Regions from separate parts of the Homo sapiens genome. Here region 2 is linked to region 1. A link is a contact called in ENCODE Hi-C or POLR2A ChIA-PET data. All regions are on one chromosome and are shown on one strand. Each heading gives the region's core, a stretch centred on a gene start or an enhancer-like site at or near the end of the contact. The rest is flanking DNA. Distances are from core to core; before and after follow the strand shown.

Region 1 (6,737 bases), core at 526-3,025:
TGTTAAATCATATTTTAAAAAGAAGAGTTACAAGCCAAAAATAACATTACTATTCCTTTTTTAAATTTGCCTATATATTTTCCTTTATTAGTGTTCTTTATTTCTCAGGTTACTGTCTAATGTTCTTTTTTTTTTTTTTTTTTTTTTTTTTTTAGACGGAGTCTCACTTTGTCACCCAGGCTGGAGTGCAGTGGCATGATCTCGGCTCACTGCAAGCTCCGCCTCCCGGGTTCACGCCATTCTCCTGCCTCAGCCTCCTAAGTAGCTGGGACCACAGGCCCCGCCACCACACCCAGCTACTGTTTTGTATTTTTAGTAGTGACAGGGTTTCACCGTGTTAGCCAGGATGATCTCGATCTCCTGACCTTGTGATCTGCCCGCCTTGGACTCCCAAAGTGCTGGGATTACAGGTGTGAGCCACCGCTCCCAGCCGTCTAATGTTCTTTTGTTTCAGCTTGAAAGACTCCCCTCAGCATTTCTTGTAGAGCAGGTTTACTATCTACAAACTTTCTTGGTTTTTAGCTTTGTAATGTCTTCATTTCTCCTTTGTATTTGAAGGATAGTTCTGGCACATATAGAATTTTTGGTTGACAATGCTTTTCTTTTAGTAATTTGAATATATAATTCCATTGCCTTTGGCTCTATGGTTTCTGATGCGATGTCAGATGTGACTTTTATTGAGGATGCCTTCTACATGATTAGTTGTTTCTCTCTTGCTGTTTTCAGGATTCTCTCTTTGTCTTTGTCATATAACAATTTGATTATAATGTGTTCCTGTGTGTATCCCTTTGAATTTATCTTACTTAAAAGTTTGTTTAGCTTCTTGAATGTGTAGATTCATGTTTTTCATCAAGTTTGGGACACTTGCAGTCATTATTTTTAAAAATAATTTTCCTGCTCCTTTCTCTTCTCTCATTCTGGGATTCCTATTATGCTTATGTTATGCCAGATGGTATTCCACAGACTTCTTAGACTCTCTTTATTTAAAAAAAATTTTTTTTTATTTCTGTTCATCAAGCCAGAAAACCTCAAGTTACCTATTCTCAGGTTTATCTATTCTCATGACTTCATTTTTTACCTGTTCAAATCTGCTGTTGAGCCTCTCGTGAATTTTTAATTTACATTATTGTACTTTTCAAACCCAGAATTTTTATTTGATTGCTTTTTTATAATTTTTGTCACTTTGTTGATATTCTGTATTTGTTGAGACACTGTTCTCATGGTTTCCATTAGTTCTTTAGACCTGGCTTTTGTTTTTGTTTTTAGCTCTTCAAGCATATTTAGGACCATTGATTTAAATAGTCTTTGTCTAGTAAGTCCAGTGACTAGGCTTCCTCAGGGGCAATTTCTGTTAATTTCTTTTTTCTGGGTATAGGCCATAGTTTTTTGTTTATGTCTTGTAATTTTTTTGTTCCAAACTGGATTTTTTGTATATTATAATGTGGTAACTTAGGAAATGAGATGCTCCCCCTCCCTGTGGATTGTTGCTGCTTGTTATAGCTATGCCTTGTTCATTTAGGACTTTTCTGAACTAATTTTGTGAAGTCTGTATCCTTTGTCATGTGTGGCCACAGAGGCCTCTCTTCCACTAGCTTAGTGGTCAGCTGATGAATCACTAGAGATTTATTTACACGTCTGGAATGACAACAACAACAACAGAAACCCCCCAGTCTTTGCAGATGGGCTGTGTGTATGTTGTGAGGCACGCCTTCAAGGTGCAGCCAGGCATTTTACAACTCTGTCTTAGTTTTTACTTCCTGTTTGCAAAGATCCTGAAAGTCAGCCAGAGGTAGGAGCTTAGGGCCCTCTTAGGTCTTTTCTGAGCATGCACCCAGTTGTGGCATGCATGTGACTTTCTTGATTCACAAAAATATGTAGGAGCTCTTCAAATGAAGCCCATATTCCCTAAAGTATCTCATTCCTTAGCCTTTCCTCCCAAGTGTTTACATTAGTCCATTGTTTGTCTCTTGCCCCAGGTAATAGCAATGAGTACATTAAATGTTTTCAACAAATGCATGCCCCTACACCCCACCTCTCCTCCCCTGTAGACCTCTACCACTCCCACACTTCTACCCTTGATATCTACCTTAGCCCTGGGAGAGTTCTGAGTTAGGCAAAAGACAGGCATATCCTTTGAGCCAGTTCTTCAGGGAGCCACTAGACAGGTCAAATCAGTCAACCACAATTCTTTGAGAATAAGATATGTTCTGCTCCCTGTGGTACTAGGTACCTGTACTGGAATGTTAGCTGTTGCCTTCAAGGCTGCTGCTGAACTGGGGAGTGGATGGGACCAGGGTAAATTAAAATTCCATGACTCTCTCTTAGCTGTTTATTTTGTATTAGGTGTTCCCTTGCTTGTAGTAAGCTTTTGATTATTTCCCAGTGTTCTGAAACAGTTGATTCTGGCAGTTTTTGCCAGTTATTCATTGTTTTTAATAGAGTGACAGACTTGGTGTTCTCTACTGTCTTAGTCCATTGTCTGGTGCCATAACAGAATACCATAGACTGGGTAATTTATAAAGAAAATAAATTTATTTAAAATTAATTTAAATTGAAATTTGCTAAATAGCTCTTCATAGAGATTATTTTAGTTTATATGCCTACCAGCAATGTCTGAGAGTGGCTGTTTCTCTATACCATCATCAACACTACTTAGTATCAAATTTCTTGATCTTCACAAATTGATGGATACATGCCATCTCTTTTTGGTTTATTGGTTTTTCTCTTATGATTTTGGATAAACATCTTTTTAGGTGTCATTCGTATTTGGTTTTCCACTGAACTGCCTTTTTGTATCATTGACCTTTATTCCATTATTCTTGGCCTTTAAAATTTATTTATTAGTTATTACCACTACCTCTTGACTAGGGTAATATATTGAACTGGTTCAAAAATCAAAGTGCTATAAAAAGGAGTACTCAGTAAGTCTTGCACCTGCAGTTGGTAGCTATTTTATTAGTTTCTTATTGATCCTTCCATGGTTCTCAACATGCAAATACAAGCAAATGCTAAAATACTTGTTAACTCCCTTTTTACACAAAAGGCGGCACCCTATGTCTACCACTTGTGTATTGTTTTTGTCATGTACTATTTTCCTGGGGACCGCTCTCATCCTTTTTCATGGCTGTGTATTTACCAGAATTTACTCAGTCAGTACTGTGTTGCTGGATCACTTCGGCTTTTTCCAGGCCTTTGTTCCTCAGTGATGTGCTAAGTAGCCCCATGCATGTCATTTCTTTACATGTGCCAGTTTGTCTATGGACGACATTGCCAGAGTAAGATTGCTGAGTTAAACGGCACATGCATTTAAAAAGATATGATAGATATGGCTGGACTTCCCTACGTAGGTGTTGTAACATTTTGCATTTGTTCCAGTCTGTTTCTGCATCATCTTTTCAATAGATTGTCAAACTTGGATTTTTGCCAGTCTGATAGGTGAGAGATGGCATCTTATTGTAGGTTTAATCTGCATCTCTCTTGAGTGAGGTTGAGGGTCCTTTCATATATTCACGGGCTGTTTATGTTTATTTCCTGTGAGCTAGCTCTTGATATCTAGTTCCCTGATTCTTCCCCAAGAAAAATTCCATAAATATTTTCACAGGATTGTGTTAAATTCCTAGATTAATTTGGAAAGAACTGATTTTATGTTGCATCTTTTTATCCAAGAACTTGTTATGTTTCTCCATTTGTTCAACCCTTCATATATAAAACTTTCTTCATATGGTTTTATTTCTAAAGTTTATTTCTAGGAATTTTATCTTTTTTCACTGTTGCTTTAAATGAGATCTTTACCACATCTGTGAACTAAGATTGCCTGTAGATACAAAGGTTGTTGTTTTCAGTATTCTAATTGTGTTCCCAGTTATCTTACTGAATTATTCTTATTCTTTATAATAGTTTTTCAGTATATTTTCCTGATAATCATATCAATGAACAATGTTTCAGGACCTCATTTTTTATTTCTAGCTCTTTTTCTTATTCTGTTGAGTCATTAGTGCATCCCAACACTCTTCTACAGTACAAAGGAGTCTGTGTACTATGTACTATGTGTTGCTGGTTTGAGGGATGTCCTTGTTTGCTCTTGGCTTTGATGGAAATGTGTCTTAATGTTTGTCCATGAAGCGAGATATTAGCTTTTGAATTGAAATATGTATATTTTATCATGTGGAGAAAACATTTATATCTTTTTCTTGTATTAAGTTTAAAAAAATCATACTTGGATGTCGAATTTTATCAAATGCTTTTTCGTTATCTTTGGTGACTCACTCAGAGTCCAGTCAGAAAAACAAACTACTCCAGGCATTTCAGATGGAAGAGATTGAATATGAGGATTGGGTTATATACGAGTTCAAAGGCTGACAAAATACAAAGGAAATGGGGTACTAGGATAGTGCAGACACTGTCACTTCCAGGGCTGGGGAAAAATAAGAGATGGTGTTACCACAGTTTTGGAGCTTGGTGCAGGGCTCCTGTGGGGCTGGTCTCCAGGCCTCCGAGAGAGGCACTGCAGAACTGCTGTACAGATGTTTGAGGGTGTGGGTGCAGCTCAGTGAGTGTTTGAACCCCTAGGGAGGGTTTGTGACCTGGTGGGTGCCAAGTCAACTGAGAGGGCTCCCATCTGGTCAGCGTTTGGGAGCCAGCCAGTGAGGGAGTGAACACAGTATAGCCTGAGGACAACCTGGGGCTAAGCCCTGCGGCTTGCCGGTGTCTGTGAGGGGGTGTGGCGAGGCTGGCACTAAGAGTGACAACGGAAGATGGGGGCTGGAACCACCATCTGCTGCTGCTGGTGGCATACTGACAGAAATAGGAAACTAGGAAGGAAGTCCCTTTTTCTCTCCTGTCATCTTCCATCCTCTCTCTAGGACTTCCTGTTGGCAGAAGTTAACAGGGAGTCAGTCAACAGGGGTCTGGAAAACCTAGGTAAGTTGGTGAAACTCTAGCCCCAGCGTTATAGAGAGAGTATAGCAGAGTAGGCTTGGAGAGGAAAGAACGTGGGTAAATAACTGCACATCAGGAATCATGCTATTCCCTTAACATGTCACTTCTGGGTGTACAGAATGACTTTCAACACGATGCATTAGCTTAATATCATATTAGGAAAACTCAACCTCTTCCAAATTTCCGGTCACGCCACAAATTTGTTACTCTTGTCAATACTGAATTCCATTCTGTTATGCTCAGAAGGTTACTAAGAGCCTTCTTACTAAACTTCTTCCTTGATTTAAAGTGTGCATATTACTTTAGGCTTGCAGCTGTGTGTCTAGTGATGGAATTGAAGAAATGGCTCTGGAAAATGCTCTGCTCATCTAATGGGCAATGCTCCTGTGTCCTTTTCTTTTTTTCTTTCTTTCTTTCTTTTTTTTTTTTTTTTTTTTTTTTGAGACAGAGTTTCTCTCTATTGCCCAGGCTGGAGTGCAGTGGTGCGATCTTGGCTCACTGCAACCTTCACCTCCTGGGTTCAAGCGATCCTCCTGCCTCAGCCTCCCCAGTAGCTAGGATTACAGGCATGCACCACCACGCTCGGTTAATTTTTTTGTATTTTTAGTAGAGACGGGGTTTCACCATATTTGCCAGGCTGGTCTTGAACCCCTGACCTTAGGTAATCTGCCCGCCTCGGCCTCCCAAAGTGCTGGGATTACAAGCGTGAGCCACCATGCCTGGCTGAGAATTGCTTGAACCCAGGTGGCGGAGGTTGCAGTGAGCCAAGATCGCGCCACTGCACTCCAGCCTGGGCGACAGAGCGAGACTCCGTATCAAAACAAAATTGCAAGTCTTTAGTGCAAGGGCGTAACAGGGAATGCCTGGTATGGACCAGTTGTTAAGGCTCTGCACAGCAACAATGGCCAAGTGTTCTTTATGTTGTGAGTAGGTTGTGAATTTCATTACAGTGTGATGAGGTTTGTTCTGTTCGTGGTTTTTGCATACTTTCAAGGGATTTTCTTAAACTTGTGAGTTCAGAGATGTCTGTTATAAATGAGATTTTAAGAAGAATGACTTTTGAAAGGGTTCTCACATAGGCAAATTAGGTCAGCAACTTCACTTTCCATGCTTTTCACACGTTTGGGATACTTGTCACCTAGTTTCTGGGTCAGGTGTGTATATATGCCAACAGGCTGGCTGTTTAGGTGAACAATAAGATGTCTCCATATGCTGGTGGTGTTACTAATGGTCAAAAGATCGATCACGTGTGAGGTTGCATTAAGAGCAACTTCTTTTCTCCGGGAATGCCACTTAATACCACCCTGGGACTGGCTCCGAGAAGCCTGGGAGGAGCTTAATATTTCTTGCTTCCTGTAACTGTATGCTGTTTAGTGCAGGGTAACCCTGCAAATAGGACAGAAAGATCGTTTGCAGTGAGAATGGCTGGAGGTTGACGCTCAACTTTCTCTGTGTTCAAGAATGGTTGTTTCCCATTTGTCAGTTGTGTTAGGTCCGAGCGATTTCTAGGAGCTCCTCATGAGTCTGGATCTTAAGGAATCAATGAAGCCCAATCAGAAATATCTTAATGTCAGTGTCTTTTTTGTTCGTTTGTTTTTGGTGACAATTACAAAAATTTTATTATCTTTTAAAATTTTTGTGGGTACATAGTAGGTGTATATATTTATGAGGTACATGAGATGTTTTGATACAGGCAGGCAATGTGAAATAAGCACATTGTGGAGAATGGAGTATCCATCCCCTGAAGCATTTATCCTTTGAGTTACAAATAATCCACTTATATTCTTTAAGTTATTTTG
Region 2 (7,383 bases), core at 197-2,696, 360 kb before region 1:
GGCGTGAGCCACCGCGCCCGGCTCGTAAACTTTCTTAAAACCTTATGAAATTGTTTTGCGATTTTTTTTTAGCTCATGAGCTATTTTTAGTGTTTGTGTATTTTATGTGTAGTCCAAGACAATTCTTCTTCCAATGTGGCCCAGGGAAGCCAAGAGATTGGACACCCCTGCACTATATTTACTGAATGTGTTTGTGAAGGCTGTGCATCTGAATGTCAGACTTGCTAATGAAAAATTAAATGGAGTCCATGTTTTGGGTACGGCCCTAGGCCAACCACCCACAGCCATGTAAGGCATTTAAAATACATTGATTTCTCCCTTGAGTTCAGGAGTTGGAGACTGCAATGAGCTATGATGGCACCACTACACTCCACCCTGGGTGACAGAGCAAGACCCTGTCTCTCTTAAAAACAACAGGCCGGGCGTGGTGGCTCACACCTGTAAATCCCAGCACTTTGGGAGGCCGAGGCGGGCGGATCATGAGGTCAGGAGTTCAAGACCAGCCTGGCCAACATAGTGAAACCCAGTCTCCACTAAAAATACAAAAATTAGCCGGGCATGGTGGCGCGTGCCTGTAGTCCCCGCTACTCGAGAGGCTGAGGCAGGAGAATCGCTTGAACCCGGGAGTTGGAGGTTGCAGTGAGTCGAGATTGGCCCATTGTACTCCAAACTGGGCAACAGAGTAACACTTCGTCTCAAACACAACAGCAACAACAATTCCTTATTTCCCTGAAAAGTGTGCGCTGACCAGGAAAGAAGCTTTTTTCTCGTCCGCATGATAAACTGAACCAATCAGCTACAGATGCGAGGCTGATCCAGCTCGACTTACCCTAGAAGGAATGCAAGTTGATAATGGCCAATTACAATCAAGATCACTGCACTTCCTCATTTAGCTTTCCAAGCTGCCATTGGAACAATTTGCCAGCTGTTCCTCTGCATGCACAATAAACTCTTAAAACTTTAACTGGAGGGGACTGTTAACTTTTGACAAAATCCAAAATGCCGCTTCACAATCACGTGAACACCTTCCACTAACAACCACGGCTCATCTCCCACTCTAACAAAACCAAGTCCAGGCGTTCACCATCCATTCATTCTTCGGACTTTGCTCCTCTCGCTGCCGAAGACTTGACACCGCCAAAAATACTCAAAAGCTGGTGCCACAGGCCCCGAGAGCCGCCGCACAAACCCGGAGCGTCCCCTGCGAGCCGGGGGTGTGCGCAGTGGCCTACCCCCCGCACCCACGCCCCCCACAACACTCGTTTCCTTCTCCCCAAACCTGCTGACGGCTCCGAATCTCCGCCAAGCCGCCTCCACCAGGGGCTGGGCTCTCCTCTCGGGGTTCCCGGGCCTGACCCGAGGTCTGTCTGGTCCGCGCCCCTCGGCGAATCACCCCTTACCGGAGGAACAGACACAACCACTCTGGCAGCCTCAGAGCCTCTCGCTGGCTCCACCTGCGCGCGCCGAGCGAAGCGTCCCAGCCAGCGGCCCCTCTAGGACCGCGGAGGCTTCACGACTCTCTTGTCAGACAAAGAGAGTGGCGCCCGCGCGAGTGGGCCCGAACCAATCAACGGCCGCCCTCCCCGCCCAGGCCAATCAACGGCCGGAGACAGCACCGAGAGAGTCACGTGATGGACAGGGCCCCGCCCCTCCTGTTTAATCGTAACATAATTTAGAATTATTCTATGATTCAAGAGCGACACAATTCGTTTCTTTGGCTGTGTGTTTGTGGAGGGGAGTAAGGTTATCAGATAAAAGAAGAAAAATGGGCCAGGCGCGGTGGCTTACGCCTGTAATCCCAGCACTTTGGGAGGCAGAGGCCGGCGGATCAGGTCAAGAGATTTAGATCATCCTGGCCAACATGGTGAAACCCCTTCTCTACTAAAAATACAAAAAAATTGCCGGGCGCGGTGGCTCACGCCTGTAATCCCAGCACTCTGGGAGGCCGAGGCGGGTGGATCACCTGAGGTCGGGAGTTCGATACCAGCCTGACCAACAATGGAGAAACCCGTCTCTACTAAAAATACAAATAAAATTAGCCGGGCATGGTGGTGCCTGCCTGTAACCCCGGCTACTCGGGAGGCTGAGGCAGGAGAAGCGCTTGAACCCGGGAGGCGGAGGTTGCGGTGAGCCGAGATTGCGCCACCGCACTCCAGCCTGGGTGACAGAGCGAGACTCCGTCTCAAAAAAAAAAAAAAAAAAAAAAAAATTAGCTGGGCATGGTGGCGGCGTGCCTGTAGTGCCAGCTACTCGGGAGGCTGAGGCAGGAGAATCACTTGAACTCGGGAGGCGGAGCTTGCAGTGAGCCGAGATCCCACCACTGCACTCCAGACTGGCGACAGAGCGAGACTCTGTCTCAAAAAAAAAAAAAAGAATATTAGATCTTAATTAAAAGGATAATTGTGTGGCTTATGTAAATTACCCCCAAAATACAGTTTTAATGTGAGTAAGGGGTTAATTTTTTTTCTTTTTTTTTTGAGACAGTCTCGCTCTCGCCCAGGCTGGAGTGCAGTGGCGCGATCTCGGCTCACTGCAAGCTCCGCCTCCCGGGTTCACGCCATTCTCCTGCGTCAGCCTCCTGAGTAGCTGGGACTACAGGCGCCCGCTACCACTCCCGGCTAATTTTTTTTGTGTGTGTGTTTTTAGTAGAGACGGGGTTTCACCATTTTGGCCAGGCTGGTCTCGAACTCCTGACCTCAAGTGATCCGCCTGCCTTGGCCTCCCAAGTTTTGTTTGTTTTTTATTTCTTCTAAACAAAACAAAACAAACAGGATACACGTGCAGAACGTGCAGGTTTGTTACATGTGCCATGGTGGTTTGCTGCACCTATTGACCCATCCTCTAAGTTCCCTCCCCTTACCCCCGACTCCCCAAAAGGCCCAGGTGTGTGTTGTTCCCCTCTCTGTGTCCATGCGTTCTCAATATTCAATTCCCACTTATGAATGAGAACATGCTGTGTTTGGTTTTCTGTTCCTGTGTTAGTTTGCTGAGGCTGATGGCCACCAGCTTCATCCATGTCCCTGCAAAGGACAGGATCTCATTCCTTTTTGTGGCTGCTTAGTATTCCATGGTGTATTTGTACCACATTTTCTTTATCCAGTCTACCACTGATGGGCATTTGGGTTGGTTCCATGTCTTTGCTATTGTAAATAGTGTTGCAATAAACATATGTGTGTTGGCTGAGTGCAGTGGCTCACGCCTGCAATTCCAGCACTTTGGGAGGTCAAGGCAGGCAGATTACCTGAGATCAGGAGTTCGAGACCAGCCTGGCCAACATGGTGAAACCCCGTCACTACTAAAAATACAAAAATTAGCCGGGCTCGGTGGCAGGAGTATGTAATCCCAGCTACTCGGGAGGCTGAGGCAGGAGAATCGCTTGAACCCAGGAGGCGGAGGTGGCAGGGAGCCGAGATTGTGCCATTGTACTCCAGCCTGGGTGACAGAGTGAGACTCTGTCTCATAAATAAATAAATAAAATAAAATAAAAAATAAAAGAGATGGGGTCTTGCTATGTTGCCCAGGCTGGTCTCAAACTCCTGGGCTCAAACGATCCTCCCATCTCGACCTCCCAAAGTTCTGGGATTACAGGCATGAGCCATCGCACCTGGCTCCTGTTGGCTTTAACAGAAAACAGGAACACTCAGTACTCCAGGTTCAAGACATTTGAACATAGGGAAGGCAGTGAGGTCAGGCCTGGCCACCCCTAGGGAGAGGACAAGGAACTCAGTCCAGCAGGTCGTTCCAGGAATACGAATGTGGGGAGGGAGCCGGATGACACGTCAGGCCAGCGCAGTCCCATAGGAGCGGCTCGGGGAAGACAACTGACTTCCTCCTCATTTGTTTTGAATAACGCTTTGTGCTAGTGGTGCTGGAACTTCAAATGCTGGAGATCAGGCTGCACCACCAATGCTTCTCCAAGGATAGCAGCCCCCAGGGTGGGCAGGTAGTTTTTGGATTGGGAAGGCAACTATTTCCCGAGCTCTGAACCGTTTTATTTATTTTTTCATTTAGAGACAGTGTCTCACCTTGTCACCCAGGTTGGAGTGTAGTGGCACAATGATAGCTCACTGCAGCCTCGACCTGCGCTCAAGGGATCATCCCGCCTCAGCCTCCTAAGCAGCAGCTGGTACTACAGGTATGCACCACTACACCTGGCATTTTTGCTTTTGCTTTTATCGTTGTTTTTTGTTTGTTTGTTTGTTTATTTTTTTATTTTTATTTTTTTTTTGAGAGACGGTTTTGATACGTTGCCCAGGCTGGTCTTGAACTCCTGGGCTCAAGCAATCTGCCCGCCTCAGCCTCCCAAAGTGCTCCTGCACTGTTTTAAGGTCCTGTCTGAAGTCCTGTGAATGTACTGTCTGAGGCACAGTCCTGATAAATCCTGCTACAGATGTGAACAGCACGACCTAAGTATTGGTTCTGAATTTTTCCTCACACTTTAGCTAAGGTGCCGGTCCACTGCTGAAGTACCTACGCAAATAAATCTTTAGGGCTAAAGAACAGAAAATACAGTGTCCAAGGTTGAGAGTTACCGGCAAGCTATAACTCCTGTTGGCTAAAGAAAGGGATGATCACATGTTTGACCCCGACGTGATTTGAACACGCAACCTTCTGATCTGGAGTCAGACGCGCTGCCGTTGCGCCACGAGGTCTTGGAAACCTAACTTTTTTGTGCTTTAGATGGACCCTAAAGAGTTCTTTTTCCCTTTTGTAATTCAGAGGGAAGTGTAAAAGTAAACGAAACAGGATAGAAGCAGACGCCACCACGGGGTTCGGGAATAATCCTCTTGTCATTCGGGAAAATTCACCTGCCTCGGGCTGTGTAGTCTCCTAAGGAGACACGTTTGGGAAGCCACAGTGGAAAATGTTTCACGCAGCTTAGCAGAGAAGGCTGGGGCGGGGTTGTCAGGGATCCGGATTCTCTTCTCCCCAGCCCTCTGCTTGGGGAGCACTAAGAATTTGCACGAGGGCCAGATCAACGAAAGAGTACTATGTTCAAGCTGGGGGCGGTGGCTCACGCCTGTAATCCCAGCAGTTTGGGTGGCCGAGGCTAGGCGGATCACCTGAGGCCAGGAGTTCGATACCAGCCTGGCCAACATGGTGAATCCCCGTCTCTACTAAAAATATAAAAATTAGCCGGGCGTGGTGGCGGGTGCCAGTAATCCCAACTACTCGGGAGGCTGAGGCAGAATCGCTTCAACTCGGGAGGCGGAGGTACAGGGAGCCGAGATCGCGCCATTGCACTCCAGCCTGGGCGACAGAGCGGGACTCCGTCTCTTACCAAAAAAAAAAAAATTATCTTTGGAATAATCTGCTCCCTCCAACCCACCCCCACCTTCCCCGAAACAACCCCAGTTCATTAACTAAAACGTTGGCATTTATACATATACAAATCACAGCTCCTGCGCCCTCAGTCCTTCCATCCACCCCAGGGGATCGGGCATTGGCGTAGCTTCCCTCCGGCCTCTTCCCGGGGCCTCCCTGGATTCCAGTGTGCGGATCCTGGGCTCCGGCGGCTCTGCGTCCCCGCGAGTGTCCGGCCTGGGGAAGGGGCGGGGGCGCGGGTGCCACTGGCCACTCCTGCCTTTTGCTGCTCTCCTGCACGTCCCACGGAACAGCGGCCCCCTCAGCTTCCCCTGCCCCAGCCCTCAAGTCCATCAGCTCCCGGAGGCTGCCTCTGCCCGGACACAGTGCAGTCGGGTCTCTTCGGTCCCTCGTAGTCTTCCAGGTCCCATACTCGCACCCTGCAGGAGGATTCCCTGGGTGGACCAGGAAGGTCCCCAGGCCGATTCCTGCCCCACGGAGGACCTGACACCTGGGGTCCGGCAGACCCCATCCCTGATCCTTCCTGCGGGGCCCTCTGCCCCAGCCCTGGCATCTGCCCCAGCCCTGGGGAGTGGGAGTTACATAGGCCCTGGTGCAATGGGCAGGGTTTTTCCTGGGGGTTCAGTTGCTTAGGGACGCAGCCCAAGGCGGGTAATAAACTCCTAAGACTACATTATACCCGCATTATACCGTGGATGGTCAACACACACCGCAAGGAGCAAGTGAAATAAACTTTGAAGACAGAGAGTTCAAGGGTGCAAGGAACCGTTGAGAACACTCCTACCGCAGTACACTACTATATTTGCTGGGGTTGGTTGGTTTGTTTGGAGACAAGTTCTCACTCCATCACCCAGGCTGCAGTGCAGTGGCCCCATCTCTGCTCACTGCAACCTCCGCCTCCCAGGTTCAAGCAATTCTCCCGCCTCAGCCTCTGGAGTAGCTGGAATGACAGGCGCATATCACCACGCTTGGCTACTTTTTGTATTTTTAGCAGAGATGAGGTTTTGCCATGTTGAGGAGGCTGATCTCGAACTCCTGATCTCAGGTGATCCGCGCACCTTGGCCTCCCAAAGTGCTGGGATTACAGGCGTGAACCACCGCGACCAGCCTGGTTTTTTTTTGTTTGTTTGTTTTTTGTTTTTTTTGAGACAGAGTCTTGCTCTGCCGCCCAGGCTGGAGTGCAGTGGCTTGACCTCCGCTCGCTGCAACCTCCACTTCCCAGGTTCAAGTGATTCTCCTGCCTCAGCCTCCCAAGTAGCTGGAATTGCAGGCACCTGCCACCGCGCTCAGCTAATTTTTTTCGTATTTTCACCATGTTGGCCCGGCTGGTTTTGAACACCTGACCTCAAGTGATCCGCCCACCTCTGCCTCCCAAAGTGCTAGGATTACAGGCGTGAACCACCGCACCTGGCCTGTTTGTTTTGTTTTGTTTTTTTAACCATTTTTAATTCCCACTGGCGATGCTGGCCGTGCTTTCACACACCTATAATTGTATATGCGATTTTCACTGCCTGGGGAGAAGGGAAGCAGACATGGAGGAGCCCCACAATGCCACCTCTGAAACAAGAAATGTAGCAGAATGAACTGAACGAGGGTGGCATTTATTTGGCAAGTTATGACTACAAGACCTGCTCTCGAGGTTGTTTTAAAAATCGGAGGCCCGGCGCGGTGGCTCACGCCTGTAATCCTAGAACTTTGGGAGGCCGAAGCGGGTGGATCACGAGGTCAGGAGATTGAGACCATCCTGGCTAACATGTTGAAACCCCGTCTCTACTAAAAATACAAAAAAATACAAAAAATTAGCCAGGCGTGGTGGTGGGCGCCTGTAGTCCCAGCTACTCGGGAGGCTGAGGCAGGAGAATGGAGTGAACCCCGGAGGTGGAGCTGGCAGTGAGCCGAGATCGCGCCACTGCACTCTAGCCTGGGTGACAGAGCGAGACTCTGTCTCTAAATAAATAAATAAATTAATTAAAATAATCAAAATTGAAGTAGCCCGGGCAGTGTGGTTCATGCCGGCAGTTCCAGTATTTTGGGAGGCCGAGGTAGGAGGAACGCTCG

The links. A loop is a pair of places that touch in the nucleus more often than their neighbours do. ChIA-PET counts read pairs that join two places held with the same protein, here RNA polymerase II (POLR2A). Pooled maps may share reads with other maps.
Region 2: a pooled map shows a loop between it and region 1 (3-fold over the local background). The contact joins the promoter of ZNF789 here to the enhancer-like site in region 1. A Hi-C loop is called at or near these places in 1 of 50 pooled maps. POLR2A ChIA-PET finds 5 or more read pairs at or near these places in 2 of 52 experiments (HCT116 and T-cell).

What each region holds. Positions count from the first base shown.
Region 1 is chr7:99,107,254-99,113,990 of GRCh38, reverse strand. All of the region lies in intron 1 of SMURF1 (SMAD specific E3 ubiquitin protein ligase 1), which reads left to right. Among named protein-coding and RNA genes, the nearest start is that of SMURF1, 33 kb to the left of the region's middle. RefSeq lists enhancers at 2,001-2,070, 4,622-5,124. Within about 2 kb of position 1,775, at least 4 of the 41 ENCODE cell types and tissues checked have a DNase peak (open chromatin) inside an H3K27ac peak, as active enhancers do.
Region 2 is chr7:99,466,953-99,474,335 of GRCh38, reverse strand. It overlaps ZNF789 (zinc finger protein 789), which reads right to left and starts at 1,446. Exons shown (of 5, transcript NM_213603.3): 1 at 1,280-1,446. TRW-CCA5-1 (tRNA-Trp (anticodon CCA) 5-1) reads right to left here and starts at 4,652; the gene lies at 4,581-4,652. RefSeq lists enhancers at 1,157-1,446, 1,737-1,826, 2,047-2,206.